2 separate regions of the Homo sapiens genome follow, and region 1 is linked to region 2. The links are chromatin loops, found by intact Hi-C in ENCODE. Cell type or tissue: heart right ventricle. All regions are shown on one strand. Each heading gives the region's core, and the rest is flanking DNA. Links, peaks and the distances in the headings are about the cores only. Region 1 has its middle 19 kb from the start of MIR3681HG. Region 2 overlaps MIR3681HG (MIR3681 host gene).

Evidence for each region. Peaks named below come from ENCODE experiments on the same cell type or tissue, not always from the same donor. Only the 100,000 strongest peaks of a DNase experiment are listed, where the experiment ranks them.
Region 1: a loop joins it to region 2, with 1.8 times the contacts of the local background. A loop is called at or near these places in 1 of 110 quality-filtered maps.

Annotation. Positions count from the first base shown.
Region 1 is chr2:11,980,081-11,995,515 of GRCh38, reverse strand. No RefSeq gene overlaps it. Among named protein-coding and RNA genes, the nearest start is that of MIR3681HG, 19 kb to the left of the region's middle. In heart right ventricle, for the core only: no CTCF peak of the experiment used is centred there; a DNase peak (open chromatin) is centred at 6,232; H3K4me3 peaks cover 581 bases.
Region 2 is chr2:12,137,026-12,152,460 of GRCh38, reverse strand. All of the region lies in intron 2 of MIR3681HG (MIR3681 host gene), which reads right to left. Among named protein-coding and RNA genes, the nearest start is that of MIR3681, 54 kb to the left of the region's middle. RefSeq lists silencers at 762-962, 2,312-2,512. In heart right ventricle, for the core only: no CTCF peak of the experiment used is centred there; no DNase peak of the experiment used is centred there.

The sequences.
Region 1 (15,435 bases), core at 5,064-7,563, 160 kb after region 2:
AGTGTGGCTCCAGAGAGTGTCTGAAAGCAAAACTTCCAGTGAGAGTTGGGGGACTTGAAGTCTACACTGGAAATGAAAATGTTATAAGAGGAGACTGTTGGAATTGAAAACAGACTTATTTCCAAGAGTTTCTGCACGTAAATCACAGTATTTTTTTTTTACAAGGAAAGAAAGATATTCTTACTAAAATGAAAGTGATTTGATATATGATCCTCAGAAGCAAATACTCCTCAGGCTATTAAAGCAATAGACTTGAGAGAATGTGATATTACATCTAAAAAAATCATAGATGAAGAAACATATCATGAAGCTTGGGTCTATACAGTATCAACTTCGAAATAACAGTCAGTCAAGTAACCAAGATTTATCTTCTTAATGCCAACAAAATGGTGTGGCTAGCTTTCTCCCCCACTGAAACTGTCTAATTGATGTTAGTGACTATATTAGTTTGAGTTGCCATAATGAAATACTACAGACTGACTGGCTTAGATAACAGAAATTTATGTTGTCACCATTCTAGAGGCTGGAAGTCCAAGATCAAGGTGTCAGCAGGGCCTGTTTTTTCTGAGGCCTCCCCTGGGTTTGCAGATGGCTGTCTTCTCACTGTGTAACTCACACAGTTGCTCTGAGCTCTGTGTGTCTGCGTCCTCATTTCTCATCTTCTTATAAGGACACCAGACATATTGCATTAGGACCCACCCATATGACCTCATTTTACCTTCCATATCTCTTTAAAGGCTTTATCTACAAATAGAGTCACATTCTGAGGCACTGCTGGTTTGGACTTCAACATATGAGTTGAGGGGCATGATTTAGCCCATAACACTCTGCCCTGTCACTCCACAAAAGTCATGTCCTTCTCAAACACATAATATATTCATCCCATCCCAATATCTGCAAAAGTCTTAACCCATTCCAATATCAACTTCAAAATCTCCTCTAAATATCACCATATCAAGTAATATAAAACTCAAGGTACAATTCATCATGAGGTGAAATTCTTCCTCAACTGTGGACCTATGAAATAAGACAAGTTATCTGCTTCCAAAATGCAATGGGTAGGACAGGCATTGGACAGATATTCCCATCCCAAAAGGGAAAAATCAGAAAAAGGGGTGACAGGTCTCAAGCAAGTCTGAAATTTAGAAAGGCAAATACTATTAGATTTGAAGGCTCAAAAACAATCCTCTTTGGCTCCATTCTCTGTCCTCTGGACCACCAGGGAGGCAGCCCTGTCCCTGAAGCCCTGGGTGGCTGCCCTGCTCCCAAGGCCCTGGGTGGCAGCCCCATCCTACGGGCCAAGGAGGAGATAGCCCCACCTCCTGGAACGCCCTCTGGACCCATGGTGGCAGTGGCAATGGTATCCCTGCTGACCTCTGAACTGCTTTTGCAGTTCTTCTTCCCTCTTTTTGAAGGATAATGCATGTTTACAGCTGTTCACAGCTGGATAGCTCTATTGGTCCATCCCATGGAATCTCAGAAGCCTGATATCCTCCCTTCATTCCGCCCCATCTCTGATCCTTCAGTCCAAGCTGGCAGCATTGCTGCTGAGATGATTGATTGGATCCATGAGTCACACCTGTAATCTCTTCACTGCAGATGATTGTCAAACACAACCTTGATGTTCTCTCCAGAATGCACTTTCTTATTCCTTGCAATATGGATAGACTGAGAATTTTCCACATCTTCAGGTTCTGGTTCCTGTTTGCTTAATAATTCCTTCTTCAATTTCTCTCCCTCCTCTCTCACATTTTACTATCAGCAGCAAGGAGAAACCATGCAGTGCCTTTGATACTTTGCTAAGAATCTCCTCAGCTAAATATCCCAGTCGATCACTTGAAAGTTCTACCTTCCACAAAATACTGAGAAACAATGGAGGCAAGCTCTTTGTGATTTTAAAACAAGGATCATCTTCCCTCCAGTTTCCAATCATATATTCGTTTCTATCTGAGCCTTAACCAGAAGCACCCTTAACGTTCATCATTCTACCAACAGCCTCTTCAAGCAAACTCTGCTTTTTCTAACATGCACCTCAAAAATTCTTTCAGCCTCCACTCATTACCCAGTTCTAAATCCACTTCCCGAGTTTTAGGTATTTGTTAGAGCAGCACCCGAATTCTCAGTACCAAAATTTGTATTAGTCAGAGTTTGCCAGAGAAACAGAACCCTTGAACAACACAGGTTTGAACTGGACAGGTCCACTTATACAGAGATTTTTTAAAATAAAAGTTTCACCAAGTGTGCCTGTTTCTCCTGCCTCCCCAGGAGGACAGAGAGAGCCTTGACAAGTCCAGTATTGGCAGGGTAGGCTGTCAGGCTGGAGACTCAAACTAAGAGTTGCAATTCAAGTCAAAAGGTGGTTTGGTGGTAGAATTCCCTCTTCTTCTAGGGATGTGAGTCTTTTTCTATTAAGGACTTCAAATGATTGGATGAGGCTCACCTATATTATGGAAGGTAATCTGCTTTATTGAAGATCAGGAAATTATTGTCTCACTCTTTAAATGGACAGATGCAAAGCCTGGAATGCACAGAAGACTTGGATGTCTATTGGGGCCTATACTAAGATGCCTTTCATTGGGGAGTGGATGGTATCTTTCTTGTTCTCAACACATGCTAAAGCCAAAGCTTGAGTTATCACCATGAAAATTGAAGTCTAGCAGCAGTAAAGACTTTCTTAAGGCTACTGTAGGAGCAGAAGGAAATGTCACAGTCTCCTCTAGGAATGCCACTACTATTCTTCTAATGACATTGTAACTAACTCTGCTGACAGGCACAGGTCTGAGAAAGATGCTCTCCAGCTCTAAGATCCTATAAAATGTAATTGAAGTTGCTGACCCAAACACAGAGATCATTACTAGTATTAATAAAAGGTCTCTTAAAAGTGGGGGAAAAGTCTTTTCCCTGCTCCACAGTTTAGGCTTAGTAGAGAGGAGATTTAGTAATTTAACCTTGTCTTCTGAGACCAGTGAGATACAGATCTAGGGAGAGGATTTGTACAGTTTCCACCCTTGGAAAGAAAGGAACAGAATGAACTAACCAGCTGCCCAGCACAGGGCTCTTTTCCCATGCATTGTCTCAGTCTTTCCATAAATCCTGCAGCACAGATATTATCTCTACAGGGGAACAGTCGTGAGGGTTGCCAACAACTTGGAAATTAGGGAAGTAAAGTTAATAACAGAGAGTTAATAACAGTATCAGAGACACCAGCTCAGAGCCGAGATGTTGAAAGTTAACTGAAAAACAGAGAATGGCTTGAAAGCCAAGCTATTATATTAATAACTGGAGACATTAATACAGGTGAAGTTAAGCAGGACACCTGGTCATTCCTGGAAGCAGAGTAAGAAGAGCACAGAGTAGTGCCCATATCAGCATATCAGCAATGGCCAGGGAAGAAGCAGGTCTAAGGGCTCAACCCTTGCAGTCTCTGCGGCAAATTTAGTTCAACTACAAAAACGGACGGAAGAGGCTACTGGAGCACAGGGCCATGGGACACTTAAATTATCTAACTGTATATAATCATACTCTGAATGCATTTTCACCAAGGAACTTTGATACTATCATTGACTTTCCCATGTAACTTGCCCACAAGAAGAGAAGTTGCTATTTGACTAGTGCAAATATTTTGGCCAGTGTGACAGATATGTCTCTCATTCTAATTTAATATGCAATGTATTAGGCTGTTTTTGCACTGCTATAAAGAAATACCTGAAACTAGGTAATTTATAAAGAAAAGAAGTTTAGGCCGGGTGCAGTGGCTCATGCCTGTAATTCCAGCACTTTGGGAGGCCGAAGTGGGCAGATCACGAGGTCAGGAGATCAAAACCATCCTGGCTAACACGGTGAAACCCCAACTCTACTAAAAATACAAAAAAAAAATTTAGCCGGGTGTGGTGGCAGGTGCCTGTAGTCCCAGCTACTCGGGAGGCTGAGGCAGGAGAATGGCATGAACCCGGAACCCGGGAAGCGGAGCTTGCCATGAGCCGAGATGGGGCCACTGCACTCCAGCCTGGGTGACAGAGCGAGACTCTGTCTCAAAAAAAAAAAAAAAGAAAAAGAAAAAAGAAAAAAAAAGAAAAGAAGTTTAATTGGCTCACACTTCTGCAAGCTTCACAGGAAGCATGGTGCTGACATCTGCTCAGCTTCCGATGAAGCCTTAGGAAGCTCACAATCATTGTGAAAGGCAAAGGGGGAACAGGCATGTCACATGGCAAGAGCAGGGGCAAGGGAGACAGAGAGGAGTCAGGGGAGGTGTCACATACTTTTAAACAACCAGATCTCATGTGAACTCAGAGCAAGAGCTCACTTGTCACCAAGAGGATGGCCGAAGCTATTCATGAGGGATACACTCCCATGGTCAAAACACCTTCCACCAGGCCCCACCTCCAACTCTGGAGATTACAATCCAACATGAGATATGGATGGGGACAAATATCCAGACTATATCACATTGGAAGTATGGTTTTTACCTCAGCCTTATGAGCTTGGTTAATGCGAGTCTGCACCAAGAAATGGAACACAATCTTAGTGAATTGCCCTTATAACAAGGCTAAAGATCAGACCTTACACCATGAAAAATTCTCGTTGATACTGACTGCCTTGTGAAACATCTTGGTAGACTAACAATGGATGTTGCTTGGCCTTCTCATACGCAATCCTATTTGAAAGTTCACACTATCATATGTGTTGTAACTATCCTTCTCAATAATAATTATTTGTCTAGGAAACTCCTACTTATTCTTTAAAACCTAATAAAATGTCACCACAGCCATCCCTGACTTTTCCAGGCCAGAATTAACCACTTCCTATTTCATAATCCTATACCATTATACACGTTTCTCTGTTCACTTAATATATTGCAGTTTACATAGTTGTCTCTGAGGCCATACTCTGGGCTGTTTGAGAAAAGTAACGAGGTCTTATTTTTTATTCTTAGTTTCTTGAAAACAGCAGGTGTCCAATAAACATTGGTGAATTAATAAACAAGGTAATGTAAATCCCAATGGTTTATTCTAATTTGTGGCAATCAATAATTTAAATCAACTTAATGAAACCACAGAAAAGTAAGTCTAATTTTCTATAACAAGTACTGATTAATTGAACTTCCCTAAAATACAAAATTGGAAAAGGAAAGAAAAAAAAATCAGATTTGTGTAATGACAGAAAAAGCATAAAGTTTGAAGCTGGGGCTATCTGGCAATTATATCCCAGATTTACCTCTGCTACCTTCCTTGAGCCTGAATTTTCCTTACCAAAAAAAAAAAAAAAAAAAAAAAAAAATCTATGGTTGCCAGAAATTAAATAAGATAATGTAAATGTAAATAAAGTAGATAGCAAAGGCCATGAACACAGGGACTTAATAGAATAGCAGGAGCTCAGTAAATGTTAATTCCTTTCTTTTCTGGCCCCCATGAAGCCATTTTCCTGAAAGTCAAAATTAGATAATGCATTATACCAGGATTCTTATTCCCTCAAGATAAGAATTCTCCGCTTCCTAAGGAATGCTTATTCTTTCAACCAGCTGTCCAATGGTCAGAACCTCTCCCCTATCTGACTTTCCCCAAAACAGAAGCGCAGGAAAAAATAAGTAGGTAACTACCAGTAGCAATATCCATTTAACAAAGGTGTGAGGGTAGGGTGGGTCCCAAGGACAAGAACCCTGTCCCAAAATCTGAGTAATAATAACTATTTGCTGCCCAGGAAATTGCCTATGAGCTTGCTGGGTTGAGTGGAAGTGCACTGGCTCCAGGAAGAGGACATTACAGGGCAGCCAGGCTGAGGCACATGGTGTGGGGACCATGGTCACTGGGATCACCACGAGGTCAAGGGATCCCTCAACTCTGGGGCCACAAAAGGCATCCCTGTCCTCTTGGTCATAGACACAATAATAAAATGGGTTTTGCTGTTTTAGACAAATCTGGATATAGGGAGGGGGACATAGTGAAAAGCAAGGAAAAATTCCAAGGCCGTTTCCTCCCAGAGGATGTCCACTTTGACATCCAAGTTGGCCAGGTTGAAGAAATAGCAATCCTTGAAGCATGCTGTCTGTGACAGGGAGGAACTCCTCCTTCACTTCTTGAGTGTTTCAAGATGTATCTTTATAAGTAACAAACTAAAATGAAGATTAATGGGTGGAGGGAGACATGGAGCCAAATCTTACCCCAACAGGAACCACACGGCGGGGCACGCCACAGCCTGGGGAGTTTGGTCGGGAGAGTTGCCGAGATGGCTGTCAGAGCAGCAGAGGAAAGAATCCATCTCCCTGGGCTGGGACCGATTCCTTCTCATCTCCTGGAGGAAGACAAGGATTTCCTCAAATAAAGTGAAAGTCTCCTTTGGTCCAAGGTCACGGACATCCTTGTCCAACTTTGCTTCCGTTTACACACAAGGAAATGAGAACACTGAAGCCGATTAACTAAAGATGAAGTAGATGTGGTCCAAGTGTAAGTTTGAGCCAAAAATGTTCCTTCAAAGTCCAGTCCAAGAAAGCTCTTTCTAGATTTGGTGTCAGCATTTGGATTTTCCCCCAAAGATTTAGTCCATATTCTCAATAAGGAGAGGCTTGGGATTGGGAGGGGTGGAGAATTAGAGATGTAGTGTTGAGAGCACACACAACAGAGCAAGCTCTGGAGTCAGACAACGTTGGCTTCCGATCCTGGCTGTACCGCTAATGACTGTGTGATCTTAGGCAAGTATTTTAGCCTCTCTGAGCCTCAGTCTCCTGTCCTGCAAAAGTAAGCTTGACATCGTCGTTCTCACATTGTTGTGCAGATTAAATGAAATGACATATGCAAAGGTGCATAACACACAGCCCTGGAATGTCATAGAAAACACTCGCCAAATGTTAGTTTCCTTCCTTTTCAAATTACCTATTTAGAATTTCTGAATGTATTCGTACTGAGAAGTACTGTTGAGAAGGGTGTCTTCAATTATACTTTATAGAGAATATGAAACATATGGGAGGAAGATATTGATCCCAAGCTGCCAAAATTATTTTTGTGGAAAGAAAATTCAGAATCACTCCAGATCCATACTGCACTCTTAGCTGCAGGTGCGCCTATGAAGTCTTTGACAAAATTAAGTTGAATATATTCATTATGACATAAATAGAATTCGGGGAGCTACTTCATTCAGGTTGGAGCTATGAGTGGCACCATCTTCTGCAGAATCACTCCATCGGGTATGTATCAACACATTTGAAAATGTCAGACTGAAAAGAGGAAGTTTTCTCTCTGGGATTTGAACACCTGGTGTGAGAAATCTAAGAGAAAGGTAATGGCAGAGAAAGAAGAGATTAATTTTTATTCTTTATGTATAATAAATTCAGTCACCACCAAACAAAGCAATAGGTCTTCCTTTCAATGTTGTCACTTGAAAGATATTATTAAATGGCCTTTTCAAAATAATCCATGTAGCATATTTGCACTGAAATAGTGAGTTTCTGAGACACGCACAGGTAAGAGGGTTAGGTGCTTCACAATGTCATGCAACTCCATCTGCTTAGAAGTGGCTGCTGCTGGGAACTGTGAAATCATGACGTTAGTGTACTGCAGGGGCCAGGGGGCCAGAGGGAGAAAATGAGCATTTATTGATTGTTCTGCTATGTGCCTGGCACAGGGTTTGGCACTCAGAGATGTTATATTGCTTGAAATGCACCGCATTTTTGTGAGGTCGAATTACCACCTCATTCTAGAGAGGAGGAAATTGAGTCCAATGAAATTAACTAACGAGTTGATGGCAAGGGTTGGATTTCAGCACGAATTCGTCTCACTCCAAAGCCAAGCCTTTTCCATGGCCACATTGCCTGCCCAAGACCCCAAGTGGGCTCCATTCACCCCACTCTTGCTCTAAAGTTGAAGAATTTCCAGCCCAGAAAGCTGAAGTATATCACTTTAAGTCAAACTGAACTCATCCTCAAGGTTGAAGTAGAACGCAACGTCTGTAAATGCTGGCAGAGTTCATTTTCCTCCATGTCTCCCTCATGGAAAAGGCCACTGGACATGGACATCATGAATCTGGTTCTCCCCTCCCCAGTCACCTCCAGCTCAGTCAATAGAACCACCACGTGGAACCACCACAGGCTCCAGGCAACCTTGGCATCCTCCTACAGCTCACACATCAGCACATCTTAGTATCTTTACCTTCAAAAGATCCCTCAAGTCCACCCACATCCCACCCCCTCCGCCATCAGCCCCACTCCATGCCCCCACCATCAGCTTTTGCCTGATGGTTGCAGTCTCCTAACTGGTAGCTCAACTCCTCCTTGTAAACCCTACAAGAGCCAATCCCTCCAGATGGATCCTGAGTAGCTAACCAGGCCTAAATTCAAATTACAGACGAGCAGCCATTTGTTGACAGGAGGTCAGGCATGTACTCTGCATGCCCAGAAAACTCACATCATCAAGTAACTTTGGGAGTTTCATAGCTGTCTGTTCCTGCTCATGCCGCCTGCATCAAAGGTGCTGGAAAATCCCATTTTGCCTCCTATACCTAATCAACGGACTGTGACCTGTGTCAGCCAATCAGAACCAAACAAGTTTGCATCCTTCTTTTGCATAGTGAACCAGAGTGGGAACCTGGGCAGGAACGTTTTCTATAAGAGACAGCCCCTCTCTTTGTTCTCCCAAAACGCCCCTCTGTTGTGTTCCAAAAGCTGCCACTCCCAGTTTGCAAACTACACTGGAATTAAGTCTCATTCCTTTAAAAAACAAAATCATTTCAAGGGATTTGTTGACGTACTCTTCACTCTTTCCTGTCTGGTTTTAGAGCAGCTTGAAGACATTTTCCTTCACTCTCTCACTCATTCACTCATTCAACAAATATTTTTGAGTACCTATTGTGGGCCAGGCACTGTTATAAGTGGGAATTCAGCAGTGATAAAAATAAGCTAGAATCCCTGACCTCACGAAGCTTACAGTTTAAAAAGGGGAACAGGCAATTTACAAAGTATGTAAAACATAGAGTAAATTATATAGTGATACCTTCCAGGAAGAAAAACAAAGCAGGAAAGGGTGCCAAAAAAGTCTCTCTAAGAAGGTAACTTGGCTGTGAATGCCCAAGGGAAGGGAGGAGTGAGCCTGAGCTTTGTGTCTATTTGGGAGAAGGACGTTCTGTGCAGAGGGGACCCAGCGCCAGGGCCTGGGACAAAAGCAGGATGGGCACATTCCAGGAATAGCAGGGAGGTGGGGCCAGGGCTAGAACAGAGAGAATGAGGGGAGAGAAATAGGAGACACCTTAGAGGAAGCCCTCCAATGGTAAAGAGTTACCCTTGGCTGAGCCCCACACACATACCAAAAATCCTATGGAGCATTTTGCATTTATTTATTTATTTCTAATTCTCATAAATCAATAGCCTTCAAAATATCCTTACTTTTCAAATGAGAACATTGAGATTGGGAAATGTTCAGTGACTCGCCCAGGGTCACACAGAGCCCAATCTGTCTAATTTCATTGCACTATAGCTGCTTCTCTATTGATCTGGGTTTGTGCCATGATACTAAGTCAGGGCATGGCTTAAGCAAAATCCGCTTGGCTCTGAGGTCAATCACAGATTGAATTATGACCTCAGTTCTGAATTAGAAAGAGCTGCTAAGAGCAGACTGTGAGCTGAAACCAAAACTCACTGTGAACAACAGCCTTAATTGGGCTCTATGTTCTTAGAGACTTGAGGTTCAATTTCCATGGACTTCAGTTTCTCCAGTGTAAAATGAGATTGGAGTTCATCAACTGGTCTCTAGGCTAGAAAGGCCCTTAGAGATCATGCAATTCAACATCCTCATTTGCAGAAGGTGAGACAGTCTCAAAGAGGAGGCATGACCAGCACAAGGTCACAAGGTGGGTCAAAGGCAGAGCTGGGACTCCCACCCAACTCAGTGCTCCCCCCACCTCAGGGCACACACCTGCCCCCGTGGAGACATGTGAATGACCCTGCCTTTGATTCAAGGTACTAGAGTAAGGGGAAGGGAATGAAAACTGGGGCAAGTGTTTCAAGTGAGTCCTTGAAGGAAGCTTCCCTACCCTGGCACAATGCTCAGTCCTTCCTCACACCTGGTAGCAGCCCCCAAAATGATATGTCCGCATTCTAATAGCTGGACCAGGGGATAATACTTAATATAGCAAAAGATGGGATTAAGTTTATGGTCTTGAGAGGAGGAGGAGGAGCTCATTCTGGATTATCATGGGGGGTCCTAAATGCACTCACAGGTGTCCTTCCTGAACAGCAGTAAGAGTCTTGGGACAAGGGAGGCAGAGAATGAAGTGGTGGAGCCATCAGCCAAGGAATGCCTGGAGCCACCAGCAGCTGGGAGACACAGGGAACGGATACTCCCCTAGAACCTCTGGAGGGAGCACAGCCCTATTCATACCTTAATTTCATTTTCTGCTCAGTGAAACCGATTTCAGACTGCTAGCCGCCAGAGCTGTGAGAGTAGACATTTCTGTTGTTTGAAGCCCCAAGTTTGTGGTAATTTGTTCCAACAGCCCCAGGAAACGAGTTACCCCCATCTGCTAACTTCTTGCTGTTTTCCCGACCTCTTGCCACTCTGTCTACTCCCTTGTCTGAATGGCCCCAGACTCCAGCTGCAGATACCTTATCCCCCTCCACTGCCGCTCTCCCCTCAGCCTCAGCCCTTACCTCTCCAGCTTACTCTCTCTTCTCTGCCCCTTGCCACTCATCCTTCCCAGCTCTTCCAGTCCCCAGAACCTCCCTTCCCAACAGCAGCTCCCCAAGGCACCCCCTCCCCTTCTGCCTGAGACAACAGTGGGCTGGAAGCCTCTTCCAGCAGCGTCACAAATCTTCATTAGGGCCATAACGATCACTAATGTGCTGGAACCGCAATGGTCTGTTAGCAAGCTTTGTCAGCGGCAGCATGAGGGATGAGGGCCCGGCTGCCAACCAGCCCCCGCCCCCCACCCCTGCCCCCCAGTTGTCATTGCCTCGCTGGTGAGTTTTATGAATGAAAGAAAGTACGATGGAATTGCTATTAGGATGAACTCAGCGCTGGGCCAGCATGGGGGCTGCAGCTCCCTCTCTTAGAGTGGGCAGAGCTGCTCCTCAGTACCGTAAGAGGCACCACCGTTAGTAAAGCTCCCTCTAACCATCCAAACCAGACCACGAGCAATCCAGGAGGCTTCCCACATAAAACAGGAGACGCTCAATTAAATTTGAATTTCAGATGAGCAACAAATAAGTATGAACCATGCAATATCCAACACATATCTATGCTACAAATGTATTTATTTTTTATCCGGAAGTCAAAGTTCAGATACAATTGGGGCATCCCCTATTTTTATTTGCTAAATTCTGGTGACCCTAGACCTGGCCGGGGTCTCCGCCTGGCAGCTCTGGTCAGTGTCCCTTATTCACCACATCACAGCCTACCTTTAACAGCAGCATCCGCCCAGACCACCAGGAGCAGCACTTGGACAGAAGCCAAGGAAGCTGTGGCATTTTGAGGATTTGCTAGAATTCTGAGAGGCCCAGACAGGTAGGCTCACGAACTGAAACTTCGGCAGAGACAAAGAACTGATGTGCTGATGTGGTGGCCATGGAAAGCGGGAGACAGTAGGAGATGGCTAGGAAAGGCTGTGCCACAGTCGTGCGATTCATCCAATCCAGCCACCACGTGCTCCACACAGCACTGCCAGCACAGAATGGAGAAAAGCACAGTCTCTGTCCTGAGGGAGGCAAGGAGGATGCTGTGCAATTTCCCTCCCTAATAACCCTGAGGTGAGTGAGGGTGGACTCACCCTCACTCACTCTCTACACCTCCTCCCAGCTCCTGAAATCAGCGGCTGTTCCCACCGTCCCTCACCTGCAATCTCTCACACCAATCGGCATTTCTGTAACTGTGGTGCTCTGCTGTAAGCCCTTGTCCTGTCCCTCCACTTTGGATCATTGCCCTCCATAAACTTATTCTGTTTCAGGTCACCTGCCACCCAGCTGCCACGTTTCTGGCTCTAAGAAACCACAAACTAGATGGAGCAGCTCTTTTTACTGCTATTGATTGTCTCCCCTTTGCCTGCCCAATGAAGACCAAACTCATGGCATGGCACTTAGGAGCCTCTGAGCTCAGCATGGTCCCACCTCATCTCCCATTTGCCTCACTAGCCACCCAGTGCTAGAGGCAGTGGGATGGCAAGGTTCTAGAAAGTGATGTGGGTGAATTTCTTCCTCCTGCTCCTCTTAGAGAATCTGAGACCCAGAAGCTCTGGCTAAACCTTTATTATCCAACTTAGCCCAACATGACCTGAGAGAGATCTCTACCCCCTCCCCTAGCCTGCCTGGATAAGCCCATGCCAGGAAGTGTAGAGCCCCCAGGATGCTCTGGCCTGGCTCAGTGAGCTCTCTCACCTCTGCCTGAGCCACAGGTGATTTCAAAACTGGCCCAAAACAGTAAGGCAAGCAAGAGATGGGGCTGGGTGTAGAGCCAGGCAACCCGACTCCAGAGCTGGTGCCTTCAGTTGCTCTACTGTGCACAGCCCTGGGTGCTTCTTCACATGTATGGGATGTCTGTGTACAGGCAGCACTGGAGAGAGGAATCCACATCTGCTTCTTAAGGCCATGGGTATACAACTACCCTATCTCTGAAATTATACTACAACTCTGCAGGCCCCCAATTTTCCTCTCATTGATCCCCTCAGCATCTTTGTCTTTCCACCTATGTTAAAGTAAGCTGACTGTTAAGAGTCGCACACCCGGCCAGGTGTGGTGGCTCATGCCTGTAATCCCAGCATTTTGGGAGGCCAAGGCAGGTGGATCACCTGAGGTCAGGAGTTCGAGACCAGCCTGGCCAAAATGGTGAAACCCCGCCTCTACTAAAAATACAAAAATTAGCCGGTCATGTTGGAGGCACCTGCAATCTCAGCTACTCAGGAGGCTGAGGCACGAGAATCGCTTGAACCCCAGAGATGGAGGCTGCAGTGAGCTGAGCTTGTACCACTGCACTCCAGCCTGGGATACAGACTGAGACTCTGTCTCAAAAAAGAAAGAAAAAAAAAAGAGTCATGAGTCACACACCCAAAATTTCTGCGACTTAGCAACACAGGAAGGGTTTTCTTGTTGTTCATTTCAACACTTTGGTCTGGGGAGCTTTGCTCCAGGCAGTCACTCAGGGCCCCAGGCTGCTTTCATCTTGTGGTTCCAACATCCTCTAGGTCCTTGGAATTCTCTTCATTCAGAAAGTAAATGAGGTAAGGATTATATGTACAAGGTTTTTATGAACCAGGGCTGCAAGTGGGGCATGTAGTGGACATTGTGATATGCCACCCAGATGCCCCATCAGGCTGAAGGGCTGACTTCCTCAGTCAACAGGAGTATTGCTGGAAGCTCATCTTTACCTTAAATCACCTTCCGGAAATGTCCTGGGCTGAAGGGAGTTGCCTCACACAAGGTCTTATCCCATTTCTAGGGCAGATGACTGGTCAACACAGGGGTCTAAAGGCCTAGCTCCATCACCCTATCCTGCACCCCAGTGCAGAAGAGCCATCCCAGCCTTAGAGTTCTGCCTGGTCAGCTGAGGCCATAGCTGAGTCGGCATCACTCAGTCATCACAGTCTAACTTCTCCCTCCTCCCACCTGCTTCCTTCTCTTCCCTGTAGTTGGTCTCAATCTCAAGAGCACTCCCAGATTAACCTGCATGCTGATCTCTAGTTCAGAGGCTGCTTCCCAGGAGGCCCAAACTACATCTGCGCAGGTCACTTCTGCTCACATTGCACCAGCCCAAACTCGGGACAGTAGCCATACTGAGCTGCAAAAGAGCCCAGAGAGTATAGTCCTGTGGTCTATGCAGGAAAAGGGAAGAGCACGGGGACCAGCAAAGCACATGCCCCTTACCTTACACAACCTTTCAACCTTACAGAGCCCTATGATGGAATGGCCGGAGGGAGCATCTGAAAGTGAAAGTGGAGGAAACATTTGAACCTGAGATCATGAATACAAAGTACTGGGCTTGGAATCAGAATGTGGGATTTGAGCCCAGCCCTTCTACTTTCTAGGATCAATAAAATGTTATTTTTCTTTCTTCTGTAAATTTCATCCTCAAATCTATAAAATGAGACTAAAAATAGTGGAAGACAAAGCAGCTATTATAAGGATCAACAAGAAAATCTATGCAAAATCAATCATCCCAGCAGTTGGTAAGAAAAAAGTCCCTCTGTGGATACTTGGTGGGTCCAAATCTGTCTCCTGATGTCCGCTTGATCCATGTAAAAACAGTGACTTCTTTGACCCTAAACTTGTGGGTTGGGGCACTCAGGAATCACATCCTATCAAGAGTTGACCAAGTGAAAATGAACTAGCAAGCTGGAGGATTAAATATCATCCCTGTTTTGCTTTCTTTCTAACAAAACTGAAAATGTTTTCCTTTGGTATTAAACCACTTGATCTCGACTCCGGATTCTGCAACCTGAGCTGCCCCGGAGTTCTGTGGTTTGCATGAGTTGGACGGGGATCTGATGCCGGGATCTGGCGTCTGCTTGAGGTGGGCCTTTGAAGGCAGGAATGAGACTTGGCTGGCTTGGAACTAGAGGTTCTTCCAGGCTTCGGGCATGCCACTTCAGACGGTACAGCTCTCGTGGGAAGAGGCCAGCTGGGCAGGACAGACTGGGCAGGGGGTGAGACTGCTTCCTTCTTGCTTCATGATTTGAAACCAAACCAGTATAAACCTACAATATAATCAGAGCATTGAGAGGGCCTAGGAATGGAATCCTATCTACACAATACCCAGGAAAGAATGCTGGGATATCAGAGGCCCTAATAATTCACAGCCAAGGTTTCTGAGCCCGATCTTGGGGCATCCAATGGGAGTCAGTGGGGAATGATACCATTTTGCCCACAGTGATTAAGATCATGGGTTGTAAAGCAAGATCACCAGCATTTAAGTTCTGATTCTGTGGCCAGGCATGGTGGCTCACGCCTGTAATCCCAACACTTTGGGAGGCCGAGGCGGGTGGATCACGAGGTCAGGGGTTTGAGACCAGCCTCGCCAAGATGGTGAAATCCTTCTCTACTAAAAATAAAAAATCAGCTGGGCGTGGTGGCAGACGCCTTTAATACCAGCTACTTGGGAGGCTGAGGGAGGGGAATCGCTTGAACCTGGGAGGCAGAGGTTACAGTGAGCTGAGATGGTGCCATTGCACTCCAGCCTGGGCGACAGAGCGAGACTCTGTCTGAAAAAAATTAATTAATTAATTAATTAATTCTGATTCTGCTTCTTCTAAGCTGTGTGAATGTGTGCAAGCTGGTGACCTAACTCTTCTGTGACTTAGTATTCCCATCTCTAAAATGAAGATCAAAATGGTACCTACATCATCATGCGAACATGAAGATTAGATGGAAGATATCCATGAACTCTTTAGAAGAACCTGGCATTCAGCAACCATACAATGGAGTTAGGTGCTATGGCTGCCGCAGCTGCCGCTGTTGTGATAATTATTATA
Region 2 (15,435 bases), core at 6,413-8,912:
GCTGGGACTACAGGCGCCCGCCACAACGCCTGGCTAACTTTTCATATTTTTAGTAGAGACGGGGTTTCAACATGTTAGCCAGGATGGTCTCCATCTCCTGACCTTGTGATCCTCCCACTTCAGCCTCCCAAAGTGCTGGGATTACAGGCGTGAGCAACCACACCCAGCTTAACAACTACTTTGCCAGCTACTGATTTAGCTACTGATTTAGCTGCTTTTCATGAATTATCTCATTTAATACTTAGAACATTTCTATTAGATAACTATTAATGCCTCTTAACAGATGAGAGAAGAAGCAATAAATAATTGTTCAAAGAAGACACCCCTAATGAATGGCCACACACATACACACACAGCCACCTGGAACCCAGCCCCTATTTTTCAGATTATAAACATCAGATTATAAATTAACAACAGATAAGACAACTTTCCTTTGACCACGGGAATGTCTTTTATTATTGTTATTGTTTTACAGATGCTCTCTAGGTCGTGGTCTGAGGAATGTTGCTCCCGTCGTAAGGATGAGGCCACTCCCCTAAGAGAGCTCTAACCCAAAGGGCAGGTCACAGCAGGCTGTATTAATCACCTCAGTCTGGCCTCTAAAAAGAGCACTGAAGGGGAGGCAGCATTTTGGAAACTAAAGTTTGTCATTTGTCAACCTCGGTTAGGTGTCTGGACAATGGATACTTAATCTGGCTGATGATAAGATACAAGATCCGTGGTCCCACCCCAGATATTAAAATACACCAGGAGGGAAGGCAATGAACAATTTCCCTCATGCAGTTCACATTCTGTTGGAATGAGACATCGAAAGATGAAGAGTCAGGCAAAGTAGCAGAAGCAAGTGTGGGCCGTTAGGTGCAATGATGTCGTTCTGTCCAGAGGAAGAAGACACACAGGAGATAGTGAAGTCACCAGCTGTCAAGTGTATTGTCCATGCAATGGTCAGAAACCAGTAACCAGTAAGCCAGACAAAATGTATTCTTTTTCCATTTTCTTTATTCATTTTTCCCCAGGCTCTGAATATGGATTTTGAAGATGTGGCGCGTCTTAATGCCTCTGACCAGAGGCAAATATAATGGGGTGGGAAAGCAGTCAAAATATAATGGGGTGGGAAAGCAGGGTTCACCTGGGTCTCTGCATGGCAGTGGGTGCTGCAGTTAGAGGGTGGGGCCCCAGAGGGCCTGGGCTGAGACCCAGGATGGCAGAGTCAGGGCTGCCCAATCACTAGCCCCCCTGGAGCCAGACAGTGTCCTTCTATAATTTGGTTCTATGTTTCTGGAGGATCCTATATTTTGCTTTAAAATGAGTGGCCCTATCCTTATATAGTGGTTCTTTGATTGAGTTATTCATGTTCCCTAATATATCTGGAGATGTGCCATGGATATTGGAATTTGGGAAACTGACGTGGCCCATCTTCCTGGAATGTTGATTTTATTTCATGGTAAGCACTTTTAAGAATTAATCTTATATTTTAAAAACTGGGTTGTATTGTGGGATAGAAGGCAAAATTCACTGCAATATGTTTAAAGATGAAAGGAATCATTCTAAAAAGCATTTTCATAAGCAGAGAATGCTTGGAACTCTGACCTGCAGAAACCCACTTTCTCCTGCCTTTAAGATAATGTTTCATTTATTCACATTTCCATTATCAAACATTGACAAGGTTCCTGATATATGCCAGGCACATTTGGTAGTGAGAGCAATGAGATCCCATTCTCATGGCGGTTACAGTCTAGAAACAAGAGGACACACAGTGCTGACACCTGAGGAGGAAACAAAGCCAGCAGGAGCCAGAGTGAGTTGAGGGGAGGCTACTTAATGAAAGTGAGTTGGAAAGGCTTCTGTGACAAGGTGCCATTTGAGGTAAAACCCACATGTTGACAAGGAACCAGCCATGTGAAGAGCTGGGAGCATTCTAGGCAAAGGGCAGAGCCAAGCAAAACCTCCCTGAGACATAAAGAAGCTGGAGTGCCCAAAAGTAGACAGCAGAGCAGGGAATCTGCAGCTTAACAGGTGCGCATGGGGAGAAGCAGGTGCAACAGAAGTTGCATCAGAATCACCTGGTGAGCACAGACAAAAATGCAGCTTCCCCGGCTCCACCCAGATCGACAGATTCAGAATCTAAGAGGCAAAAACCCAGAATTCTACATTTTAAGATTCTCCAGGTCCTCCCTGACACACACACACACACACACACACACACACACACACACACACACACACAGTTAACAACACCATTTTAAATAAACTTAAGTTGAAACATTTTTGAAACACAGTCATGTGAGCTACCATGATTGCTTGGGAATTTCTTCCTGAATAAGCCCATGACGTTGTACAAGAAAGTGACAGGGCTGTCTTCCAAAACTCTATCATACATCTTTTCCTGGTGAACCCAAACCTCAGATTTTCTTTATCTAGTGGAACTTTCCAGGAAACAACAAAAAAGTGATTCACTGCAAGGGAAAAATGGGCTGTTGTTTCAGAAGAGCAGACCCCTATTGCACTCCTGGGCTGTGTGGCAGCCTGCACTTAGTTTGGTTTTTCATATGAAATAAAGAAGCACTGGGGTTTGATTGGGCAACAGCTGTTCTCATGAATTAACTATCTCTGAATTTAGAAAATTGCTGTGTTCACCAGATTATCTTCCCAGCTGGTTAAATGAAGACAAACAGAGACAATTATTATAATTTTGTGCAGTTGTGGGGGTTATTCCGCAAAAGTTACAGTATTTCTATATTTTTTACATTAGAGATAAAAAGAGATGAATGACTTTAATTTTCTTGGAACTTCAATTACAGGGCTTGAATTGTCCCTGAGATAAGGGAGAGAAGTTGAGAATTCCCAATACAGAGCCATCCTATTAAAGATGATCTCCAAGATCAGTAATGCAAACAGAACTGTGGAGCATGCCAAGAAACTCAGATTTGCTCTTATTTTCAATTATTTTAGTAGTTACTTTTTGACATTTACCAACTTCTCAATAAGGAGAGTGTCCATGAGGTCTGTCAGATACATAATTTGATGCTGACAGTGATCGTGACTTCCAAAGGGAATCAGATGTTACTCGGGGTTTTAGCTTCATGTATCCCTCACCTGTCCTACAAGGAGAAGAGAGGGAGGGGAGTCAGTTGTTTCAACCAAGAAACAGAGGAAGGTAGTTTAACTGAAGCTCAAGATTAAATCTTGAGTTACCAAATATATAACTGTGGAAGCTATATAAAACACAGTTTATGGCCAGGCACAGTAGCTCACGCCTCTAATCCCAGCACTTTAGGGAGGCCAAGGCAGGCAGATCACGAAGTCAGGAGTTTGAGACCAGCCTGACCAACATGGTGAAACCCCGCCTCTACCAAAAATACAAAAATTAGCCAGGCATGGTGGCATGTGCCTGTAACACCAGCTACTCAGGAGACTGAGGCAGGAGAATTGCTTGAACCCAGAAGGCGGAGGTTGCAGTGAGTGGAGATCGCACCACTGCACTCCAGCCTGGGCGACAGAGACTCCATCTCAAAAAAAAAAAATACACAGTTTATGTCACTAAGTTTATCCCTTTGATTCTCACACAATGACCCTGAGAGGCTACATCTGCATTGTTAAAGAAATTGAGACCCTGAGAGATTCAAGTTTACCCCAGAGGGTCTGCCTGAAAGTAACTATGTATTCTCAATCTAGATACTAGATTCTACCATATGTCGCACTTCACAAAACTGCCAGGCTTTTCCACCTCCGTATCTGAAGAAAGGAAAAAAAATTAACTTCATATAGACAGCCATGAGGTGAGAGGTAGGAAATTTGGGGTCTTATTTTGGATCGCTTACTAATTTAGTATTTCCCACACTGGTCCTAGTTTAGGAGAATAAGCAGACTTGGATGGAATGACTTGTCTAAAATTAATCAATTCTGTGTGGAAGGACATTCTAGAATATGTGCATTATGCAATGTGTATATATTTATATATGTTTGTATATATGATGAAGTCTCATCCACGGTTTCGGAGGATGTCCATAACAATCGTATCCAAGCCTCTAGGCTGGCTGGTCCAATGGATACAGCGTTAGAATCTACCAGCTCTTCAAACAGTTTGGACCTGATAGATTCTCAAAGACATTTTTCTCAGCACTTTCCTTCTTTTCATTTATATATGTTTTAAAGCTATAATTTTGCACTAGCTTGATTCACCCAAAAGGTAATCTGGAGAATAGAAACTTCCACTTTTGTTCCATAGCCAAGTTATCACTGTGAGTCAAGTGTACAGGAAGGCTCAGTTGATGAATGTTTCACAGGGACGCTTTATTCCCATGGGTGGACACCATGTGTGACATTGTCAAATAGGGGCCCAGAGGCTTTGGGATCATGGATGTGAGTGCGCCTCCAAACTCAGTGTCACTTTGCACTTGCGATGTACATATGTACACCCCTCATTCGGGAGAATTCTACTTCTGAGAACCGCAAGAAAGAAGTCTTCCCATTAAGAAACCTAGGAACTCATGAGTAAAATTGACTTAGGGCATAGTCATTGGAAGTGAATCTATAAAAGCGTTCAGAAATACTACGTGGTCCTTAAAATAAAACAATATACACGTAGACATTGAAGATACTATGAATGGCATCTTAGATTTCTCAGTTCAGTAAAATGTAATTCAGAATAACTGCATTACACTCTTGCCTATATCTATAACTGTATATGCCATTTAACCAATCTGCATGATTTTCTTTTGGTGTCTACTATTTCATCGGAACATTCAGTGCTTTTCTGAAGAGAGGGGGATTTCTTATCAGGCTTTCTAAAAACAGTTCAAACTCAAACATTGAATAATTTTATTCTGAACGATTTAACTCATAGCCTCAAAGTTTAGAAACACAGTAGTATTAAAAAGTTTCTATTAAATCATGAAGGCCGGGCATGGTGGCTCATGCCTGTAATCCCAGCATTTTAGGAGGCTGAGGTGGGCGGATCACCTGAGGTCAGGAGTTCAAAACCAGCCTGGCCAACATGGTGAAACCTTGTCTCTACTAAAAATACAAAATTTAGCCAGGCATGATAGTGAGCACCTGTAATCCCAGCTGCTTGGGAGGCTGAGGCAGGAGAATTGTTTGAACCCAGGAGACGGAGGTTGCAGTGAGCCAAGATCGTGCCAGTGTATTCCAGGCTGGGTGACAGAGGGAGACTGAGTTTCCAAAAAAAAAAAAAAAAAAAAAAAGATGAATCATGAGTCTCCAAGGTTAGAGGAGAAGTGGCTCCCATATGTATGCTTGCACAATAAGTACTGTTGGGCTTCATAAGGAATAGAAATCATTTCTGATTGCAATAATAAAAAAAATTGCTTATTACGTTACAATGCAATTACTCCAAGCTTGAGGTGGCATTTGAGTTCTCCATGAAGACTAAGCAGCATTTTTTAAAACTAGTATAGGGAAAAGGAAGTGTGTGAATAAAGGGAAATCCTCCAGGCAGGGTTGCAGAGGGGTCGGGGAGGAAGGCTGCAAGGTATATGCAAACTCACGGAAGAGGCAAGTTCAAGAGGCCATGGTGGGAGGTGAGACTGAAGACCGTTGCAGAAGCTCTTACCGCTGTACTTTCTGAGATAAACAGTGGAGAGACTTTGAACAGGCGGCTGCCTGTTGAAGCGATCCCTTCCGATTGTTGCTAGAGTCCCCAAGCATGTGCTGGGCCATGCACTGGGCCGTAGGTCATGACCATGGCATTGGCATGACCATGACCCCTTCTGTAGTATGATAGGAAATATATTTGGTCTTTGTCCCTGATAAAGAGCTCCTAAAACACTTGGAAGTTCCTGAGTGACAGGTGTATCCTTTGATATTCATAATGAGTCCCTTTTGGTCATACCTGAGTTTATACTTATGAGATGACTGAGGTTGGGGCCCCAAGATAGCCTCTGGATGGGACTGGTCACCAGAAAGACCAAGTGATTCGAGAGTTGGAACTTTCGTCCCCACCCACTGACCTCTGGGGGCTGGGGTGAGCTGGAGATGAAGCTCTATAAAAGCTCTTGAACAATGAGACTTGATGAGCTTCCAGGCTGCTGAACACGTGGAGGTGCACAGAAGCCCCCACCATCCCTCGCCCTCTGCAGCTCTCCCATCATCTCTCTGCTTTGTGGTATGTTTTATAATAAACCCATAAACACAAGTAAACTGTTTCCCTGAGTTCTTTGAGCCATCCTAGCAAATTATCAAACCTGAGGAGGGGGTCGGTGGTGGGAATTTCCGATTTACAGCCAGTCAGTCCACCGCACGGGAGGACCAGATTTGCCACTGGCATGGGAAGGGACTGTGGTCTTGCAGGACTGAGACTTACCTTGCAGGATCTGATACTAACTCCAGGTAAATGGAGTTAGAATTCAATTAAATAGTAGGACACCCAGATGGCATCAGAGAATCAGTCAGTGTGAGGGAAAAAACCGTACATGCAGTGTCAGAAGTGCCCCGTGAGAGTGGAGAGAGACCATTTTCACAGATCTTCTCAGGCCTCTGCATTGCAGGAGAGGAACCAGGAACTGCATTTCCCAGGTCCCCTTTCTCCTGCTGGTTCTGGGTTCCAGATGAAAGGGAGAGCGACTTTAGAGAGGCATGGAAAGTTGAGAGAAGACAGTGCCCGCCGGAAAATGTGTGGAAGGAGTGGTTCAAACAGGGGCCAAGCACACTTCCCAGGAGGCCCATCTTCATTGCTGCAGGCTGCAGGCCTTGGTGTGGCCTCCCTGACTGGATCTCCCAGCCGTCCAGTGGTTCTATAAGCCACTGCTTCCCTGTATGAACACCCTTTCTTTCTTGGAAAGCACAGGGTATCTCTGTTTCCTGACTGACAGTTTGGATGGGGAGAGACTGCCGGGAAGAAGAAGGTTTAAGAGGCATATATCAGTCTGGTGTGCAGTACTGGGCTCAAAACCAGAAACGAATCTCATTTTAAGCATCTCATATATTCACCCTTGATTGCTCAGTCACTCTGCACCAAAGTCCTCCTGATCACCCTTGGAGACAGCCAATTTCACCTTAGTCAAGGTAGGAGTGGGAGGTGGCTCACTCCCAGTTACATTTACAAGCCAAATTCCACCTTTGTCCTTTCCCTCACTTGGCTTTACCAGGCTGGTATCTATATTTCAACCCTTAACTTCATTGGACAACATCTGTATTTGAATCCAGAAGGTACATGGCTTCCACGGGGACAATTCTGATCCACTTTGATGGTTGAGCACTTTTTAATGTCAGGATTTCAGTGAAGTTTGAGAGAGAGAATTCAATTAGCCCAGTGTATAAGAACCTCTCATCAGTAAAGCTGACACAGTTCTCTCCTCAAATGTATCCTTCTTCCATCTCTACTGACTCAGAGCAAAATGACAAGCTTCCATGCCAGAAGAAACAGGCAGGAAATCTGCAGTCACCGAGTGTGGGGTAGGGAGCAAGGGAAACAGTATTCCATAATTAATCTATTAGGGTGGTATTGCAGACGTTCTCCCATTCTCTCTCACCCTCGCATCAGGAGAGTTTGGTATAATAGCCCCAGTTTGCTCAAAACTCTAGCTCACAGTTAAGAAACACCTGGCCCAGCAGCATGCAGCTGGCTGGAAAGTGGCAGGGCCATTTCTCTCAGGTTCCAATGTCCCCCAGGATCGTACTCCCTCCATTTACCAAGTGGTCCTGAACCCCTGAATCCAACTGATGAGCAAGTTCCCAGGCCAGTATTCAACACAGAGCACACCCAAGAGAGTAGATGCCGACAGGTGTGGGGCAGCAGGTAGAGACAGGTGTGCACTCCAAACTTGAATTAGGACATATTTTAACCAAAAGCCTTGTATGCTTCTAAACATAAGATGAAAACTGGAAGTAAATCTTGAGTGAGGTACTTCATAATGAGTTCACTTGGCTCTCCTGAATCCAATATTGAGGAGTTCCGCTGAATGAAATTCACTAGGAAAGGCTAGAAACAGGCTCATTATTTTTATTACCCTTTTAAAGGTTTCATTTAAATCCCAGGATTGTAATATACGTCCCATGTCCTGAAATTGTAAATTGAATCAAGACCAAGAAACTGGCCCAGAAAACTCGCCTGAGCTGCTGAAAAGGGTGATGCTTGCGGATGTGATTTCCATATGCCCGTGACATTTCTATCCCAAGGCCAAGTCCCCTGTATCACAGCTCTACTCACAGTGCAGGCATTCCTCAGCCAGGGCACCATGTGTCCTGAGGCTGAGAAAGTAAAGCTGTGGGTTCTGCAGAGCCACCTGCTCATTGTGCCCTGCTCGGGGCTGAGGAGCGGCTCATTTGTGGCCCTCCATGGAGCAGAAAGTCCAAGTGACTTCTTACAGTGGTGAAAGGAAAGCCTTGCTTTGCCTTTGTTTCCCTTGAGGACTTTCCATCACCTTCAGAATGAAGCTCAGGCTCTGCAACTTGGCATTTGATGTCCTTTGTGCCGTGACCCTGCCTTCTTCTCCAGCCACATCTCCTGACCCCCACTTCTCCCTGTGCCCCCCATAAACCCTGGGACCTCTTCATTGCCCACTGCTTTTCCCTTTTCAAGCTTAAAAATCTCCCCAAACTATTAACATATGATCTTCCAAATCCCAGTCAAGCAATATCCTCATGCAAAACTCACCTCTGCAATGACAATTTCTGAAACTCCCCAGAAAGCATTTTCCCTCCCTATGTATTTCCCTTGCAGCCAATGAATATCTCATGTAAAATGGTGGTGCATTCCCTTACAATCATTTCTTCCCATGTGATCCTCCAGATCAAGACCATGTACAACTCACTTTAATATTTGCTGGCCTGTCAGTGTGTTTGAAACATGTTAGGCACACAATATGTGATTTTTAAATAAAGTTATCCATTGATGATGTCCCTTAAATGACACATTTAGTGCTTTAAAGAGATTCCTGGATCTGGGATTCCAGGGCAGGACAAGGGAACATTGTCTTCTTCTTCTCTAACTCCTCCTTAGCCTCTTCTTGATCCAGCGAGAAGGAAGCTCGCTGGGTCCTATTACCTTTGATGGTGAAGACTTCCCACCAATAGACCCCAGGATAGCCACTGCCAGATGTAGCCCTTGTTGAATCCGTTTGTAAATCATTGAGTCAGGAGGTCTTTAGAGTTTGAGGTTAAAGTTCCCCATGCCATTGATTTGACAAAGGATGTTTTCCAGATAACCACCCCTGGAATCTTCAGAACTTAACCCTAGACATTGTATAGCACCTAGAAGCCCTGATATCAGAAGATGAAGTTTAGACAGGAGACACTCAAAGCCTAGGGTGAAGATTTAAACAGCAGACATGATTTCCATAGGAATAACTGTACCTTGGCAGGAGCCCAGCAGAAAATGGTCCTAGGATATGGCTGGAAATTAGAAAAGAAAGAAAGAAAGGAAAAAAGCAATGCAACCCCATGTCTGCACGAAGAAGGTATTTCTCTTTGCTGGAGTGTCTCAGAAGGATCAAACATGTAATTAGGAATAAAATATGTTTCCCCTGTCTCTGCCACTACCTAATCGCTAATTAGCTGGACTATATGCTGTTAGAAGAAAGATATGAATAATGTTTAGAGGCCTTCAGACAAGGATAACAGTCATAGCAATAGAGGAAACCAAGTCCATTGGTGTGTAGAAAAAGATGCTTGGTTTCTGAGACATACTTATGTCTGTGATATTTAACCAAACATCTCTTCACTGGAGCCACCTCGCTCTAAATACCTTTATCTGATAAGATGCATGATTTCCTTTTAGAAAAATCTATTTTCCTAGATTCCACTTTTAAACTAGATTGTAATCCTCATTTTCTTTGTCGGGACATTGAAGCTCTTGAGGCTGAGAGGAAACCTTAAGCCTCTGGAGACAGGATTTGTTCCTGCTTTGACAGTGGCCCTGATTAGAATCCTGCTGCACGCTGCTGTGCAATCTCCCTTCTTGTTTATTGCACGGACCATGATGAATGGCTCCTTTGTCTGGCTCTCCTAACTACACCGTCCCCCTTTGGGGCAGAAACTGGGTGTCCCCAACTCCCAGCCCTGGGTCTAACACAGGTCAGTAAATGAGTGACTTTGCTGATGGACCTCATCTCCCAAAAAATGCTGCCTCTTGGGGACAGGGGATATTGGCACCCTCCCTGAGAATTACACAGGAAGTGCATCTTTCGGTAAGATTGCATTTACTGCTTCTTCAAAAATTAAATAACACCTTATTTTTTTCACCATTACATTGTAAAAAAAAAAAGTAAACAGACTCAAAAATTGTCTGTGCTTCATTGAATCAAAGCATTAGCATATGCAGGCTTATGTCATCAGTTTTCATCTGATGGTCACAGAGCAAAGTCCCTGCAAAATGACTCTTGCCTTTCATAGATAATTTTAGATTTTAATTCATTTTTTTCTCTCCAGTAGATAAAGTGCTAGTGCACTTAGCCTTAAATAACATGAGGATGTCAAATTACAATCCAATGTCTTGAAAAAGGGCACCACCTATGCGTTGATGGAGATATAAAGACTTCAAAACAATTGCAGGGAACTCTAGAGACAGAATGTATGTTAAGAGGCAGTATCTTCCCTGCTTCATCAGTTTTTCTATAGTCTGAAAAAAAAGATGACATCACTAAATCTAATCATATTTGTCATGTCCAATGTATTCTATTCTAAACTTAAAAATAGCATATTAAATATTGCTGATCAGATAAAAATTTGAGCATATTACTAATGTTTTAGCTTATTTCATAAAAAAGACATAAACAGTATTTCCAGGACTTCTAGAGATGTATTGGGATGAGCATATGTAGGGGTGCATAAGGACACAGCACTGTGTGAATGCATCTTTATGGGGGGGCTGCATTTTGTTGGAGGATGCTTTTTAAAGGACAAATATCTGGCAGCAATCACAAATTCTGGATCATGGTTCTCCATCTGGTTGGATTTTGAGAGCTTGGGAATTGAGGCCCCAGTGGGCTTGTGGAAAATGCAAGAATGTCAATGGCCATGGCAGTTCTCCTTTCAGCAAACTCACCCCAACCCCCTTCACAAACACACACACACACACACACACACACAAATATGCATGCACGCAGTCTAACCCAGCTTTGTCCACAGGCTTTGAGAGTGCTTTGATGATTGGTCTCATTTGACTCCTTCTGTACAATGAATGTGGCTAAACAAAAAAGAAACCTCAGAAGATTCTTTCAAGCTAAACCAATTAGATCCAGACAGGTAAAATGAAGTTATGGATCCAGGGATTCTGAAAATACTCCGAAAGACATTTGCGGCTCCTGTGAATCAGTGGCACAGTTGAAAACACCAGAGTAAGAATGTCTGCCCAGTGTGCCACAGCTCTGAGCAGCAGCACACTGCCAGAGCCCTGGGCAGCAGGCCAGAGGCCCAAATGGAGGGTCCCCTGGGGAAAGGGAAGGAACACACTTCCCAGCTCCCCAGCTGCTAGGAAAGTACCTCCATAAAGACATCAGGACCTTCCTATTTACCAACTGCTCTATGCTTAGGTATTCATCCATACATGTGAGTGAATAAAGGTGAGTTTGGTCAAGTACTGTGCCATGTATCAGGAATTCAGACATAAACCACATACTGCCTTTGCTGTTTGGTGTCAAATGCAGCACAAATAATGATAAGAATAGCCACATTCATTGAAGCTGCTATGCTATGCTATGCTCCTAAAATTCATTACCTCAAAATCTCAAAACAACACTGCAAGGACAGATTATTTTCCCTCATTTTTATGCTGAAGAAACTAAAGCATGGGAGGTTAAGAACCTCATAATCACAGAGCTCCAAATGGCAGGGTAGGATTTGAACACAGGTCTATCTGCACCTTACCTAAGTTTACTAACCTATTTCACATGTAGCCTGTTTCTCCAGGTGTTAACATAGCATCTGCATTTCACAGGCTTTGTTTCCAGCTCTAGAGGGACATCCTCAGTTCCCTGCAATGCCCATCTCACCCTGGTGTTATTTCTCAAGGTCCCCAGAGAGTGTCTTGGAAATACTGCAGGATACCCTGTCACGTATCTCATGACCTACGTCCTTTTTCTCCTCCCTCCCCCCACCTGCCGCAGTGTCACCTTTTCCAGCCACCACCGTGAGGGTGACCCACATGCCAGCTTCTCATAGGGGCCATGGGAAGGCCAGGAACCTCCAGGTCCAGCCCTCTGTACAGCCAAGCTGACCAGCAGGGCTCAAGCAAAAAGAAGGCCTACCTCATCCCATCAACCTCACACTTTGCAATCAGGGCAACAGAGCAGAGCTCCTTCTGTCCATCATGGCGGTAATGATGTCAGTTTTCTGCTTGAGGACAATCCAAGTGACACACACCATATTATATCCTGAGTAGCTCTTCCCTCAGGCTCTGTTAGTTAACTAAACCTTTGTCCCTAATTAACTTTCTCTTCTCATAGGTTGTGTTTTCTTCAGAAAGCTGAGGCCCCATGCATGTGCCAGATGTGCCAAGTGAAGCCCAGTGGTGGTCAGATGTCCAGGAGACCCAGACTGGGCTCCCTCACTACACACACACATACACACACACACACACACACACAAGCACACACCCTTCTCAAAGTGAATATCTCTTCTGTGCAAAGCAAAAACTGTGTATCTTTGCCAGAACAGAAGCTATAGTTTGTGTGTGACCCATACTTAAGCCATGCAAACAGCTTTTACCTTGAGACTGACCATGCAAATGGACATATCCTTTCCAGGAAAGGGTGCGTATCCTAAGCTTTGTCTGAAAGCTCCAGCTGCGGGGAATGCAAAGAAGAAGGCCAGGGAGGATGGATGATGCAGTGCTCAGCCATGTTGAGGATCCTAATGCAATCTCCCCTTTAAGAAGAGGGGACAGGGGGTTGCTTCCAAGATGGCCAAACAGGAACTGCTCCAGTCCACAGCTCCCAGCGAGATTGACATAGAAGACAGGTGATTTCTGCATTTCCAACTGAGGTACCTGGTTCATCTCACTGGGACAGGTTGGACAGTGGGTGCAGCCCACAGAGGGCAAGTTGAAGCAGGGCAGGGCGTTGTCTCACCCGGGAAGCACAAGGGGTCGGAGGATTTCCCTTTCCTAGCCAAGGGAAGCCGTGAGTGACTGTACCTGGAGAAGCAGTACAATCCTGTCCAAATACTGCACTTTTCCCACAGTCTTTGCAACCACCAGACCAGGAGATTCCCATGCCTGGCTTGGTGGGTCCCACACCCACGAAGCCTTGCTCACTGCTAGCACAGCAGTCTGAGATCAACCTGGGATGCTGAAGTTTGGGAGGGGAGGGGCGTCCACCATTGCTGAGGCTTGAGTAGGTGGTTCTATGCTCACAGCGTAAACAAAGCAGCAGGGAAGCTCGAATTAGGCAGAGCCCACCGCAGCTCAACAAGTCCTACTGCCTCTCTAGATTCCACCTCTGAGGGCAGGGCATATCTGAACAAAAGGCAGCAGACAGCTTCTCCAGACATAAACATCCCTGCCTGACAGCTCTGAAGAGAGCAGTGGTTCTCCCAGCATGGCGTTTGAGCTCCAATAACAGACAGACTGCCTCATCAAGTGGGCCCCTGACCCCCAGTAGCCTGACTGGGAGACACCTCCCAGTAGGGGCTGACAGACACCTCATACAGGTGGGTGCACCTCTGGGATGAAGCTTCCAGAGGAATGATCAGGCAGCAATATTTGCTGTTCTGCAGCCTCCCCTGGTGATACCCAGGCAAACAGGGTCTGGAGCGGACCTCCAGCAAACTCCAACAGACATGCAGCTGAGGAGCCAGTCTGTTAGAAGGAAAACTAACAGAGAGAAAAGGAATAGCATCAACATCAACAGAAAGGATATCTACACCAAAACCCCATCTATAGGTCACCAACATCAAAGACTGAAGGTAGATAAAACCACAAAGATGGGGAGAAACCAGAGCAGAAAGGCTGAAAATTTCAAAAACCAGAATGCCTCTTCTCCTCCAAAGGAACACAACTCCTTGCCAGCAAAGGAACAAAACTAGATGGAGAATGACTTTGATGAGTTGATGGAGAAGTAGGCTTCAGAAGGTCAGTAATAACAAACTTCTCTGAGCTAAAGAAGCATGTTCTAATGCATCACAAGGAAGCTAAAAACCTTGAAAAAAGGTTAGACGAATGGCTAACTAGAATAACCAGTGTAGAGAAGACCTTAAATGACCTGATGCAGCTGAAAACCCATAGTATGAGAACTGTGTGAAGCACACACAAGCTTCAATAGCTGATTCGATCAAGCAGAAGAAAGGATATCAGTGATTGAAGATCAAGTTAATGAAATAAAGCAAGAAGACAAGGTTAGAGAAAAAAGAATGAAAAGAAACTAATAAAGCCTCCAAGAAATATGGGACTATGAGAAAAGACCAAATCTGCATTTGAGCGGTATACCTTAAAGTGACGGGGAGACTGGAACCAAGTTGGAAAACACTCTTCAGGATATTATCCAGGAGAACTTCCCCAACCTAGCAAGGCAGGCCAACATTCAAATTCAGGAAATACAGAGAACACCACAAAGAAGCTCCTCGAGAAGACCAACCCCAAGACACATAATTGTCAGATTCACCAAGGTTGAAGTGAAGGAAAAAGTGTTAAGGGCAGCCAGAGAGAAAGGTTGGGTTACACACAAAGGAAAGCCCATCAGACTAACAGAGGATCTCTCAGCAGAAACCCTACAAGCCAGAAGAGAGTGGGGGCCAATATTCAACATTCTTAAAGAAAAGAATTTTCAACCCAGAATTTCATATCCAACCAAACTAAGCTTCATAAGTGAAGGAGAAATAAAATCCTTTACAGACAAGCAAATGCTGAGAGATTTTGTCACCACCAGGCCTGCCTTACAAGAGCTCCTGAAGGAAGCACTAAACTTGGAAAGGAACAGCCGGTACCAGCCACTGCAGAAACATGCCAAATTGTAAAGACCACTGATGCTTTGAAGAAACTGCATTAATTAACGGGTGAAATAACCAGCTAACATCATAATGACAGGATCAAATTCACACATAACAATATTAACCTTAAAAGTAAATGGGTTAAATGCCCCAATTAAAAGACACAGATTGGCAAATTGGATAAAGAGTCAAGACCCATCAGTGTGCTGTGTTCAAGACTCACCTCACGTGCAAAGACATACATAGGCTCAAAATAAAGGGATGGAGGAAGATCTACCAAGCAAATGGAAAGCAAAAAAATGCAGGGGTTGCAATCCTGGTCTCTGATAAAACAGACTTTAAACCAACAAAGATCAAAAGAGACAAAGAAGGCCATTACATAATGGTAATCAATTCAATGAGAAGAGCTAACTATCCTAAACATATATGCAGCCAATAAGTGAGCACCCAGATTCATAAAGCAAATCCTTAGAGATCTACAAAGAGACTTAGACTCCCACACAATAATAATGGGAGACTTTAACACCCCACTGTCAATATTAGACAGATCAATGA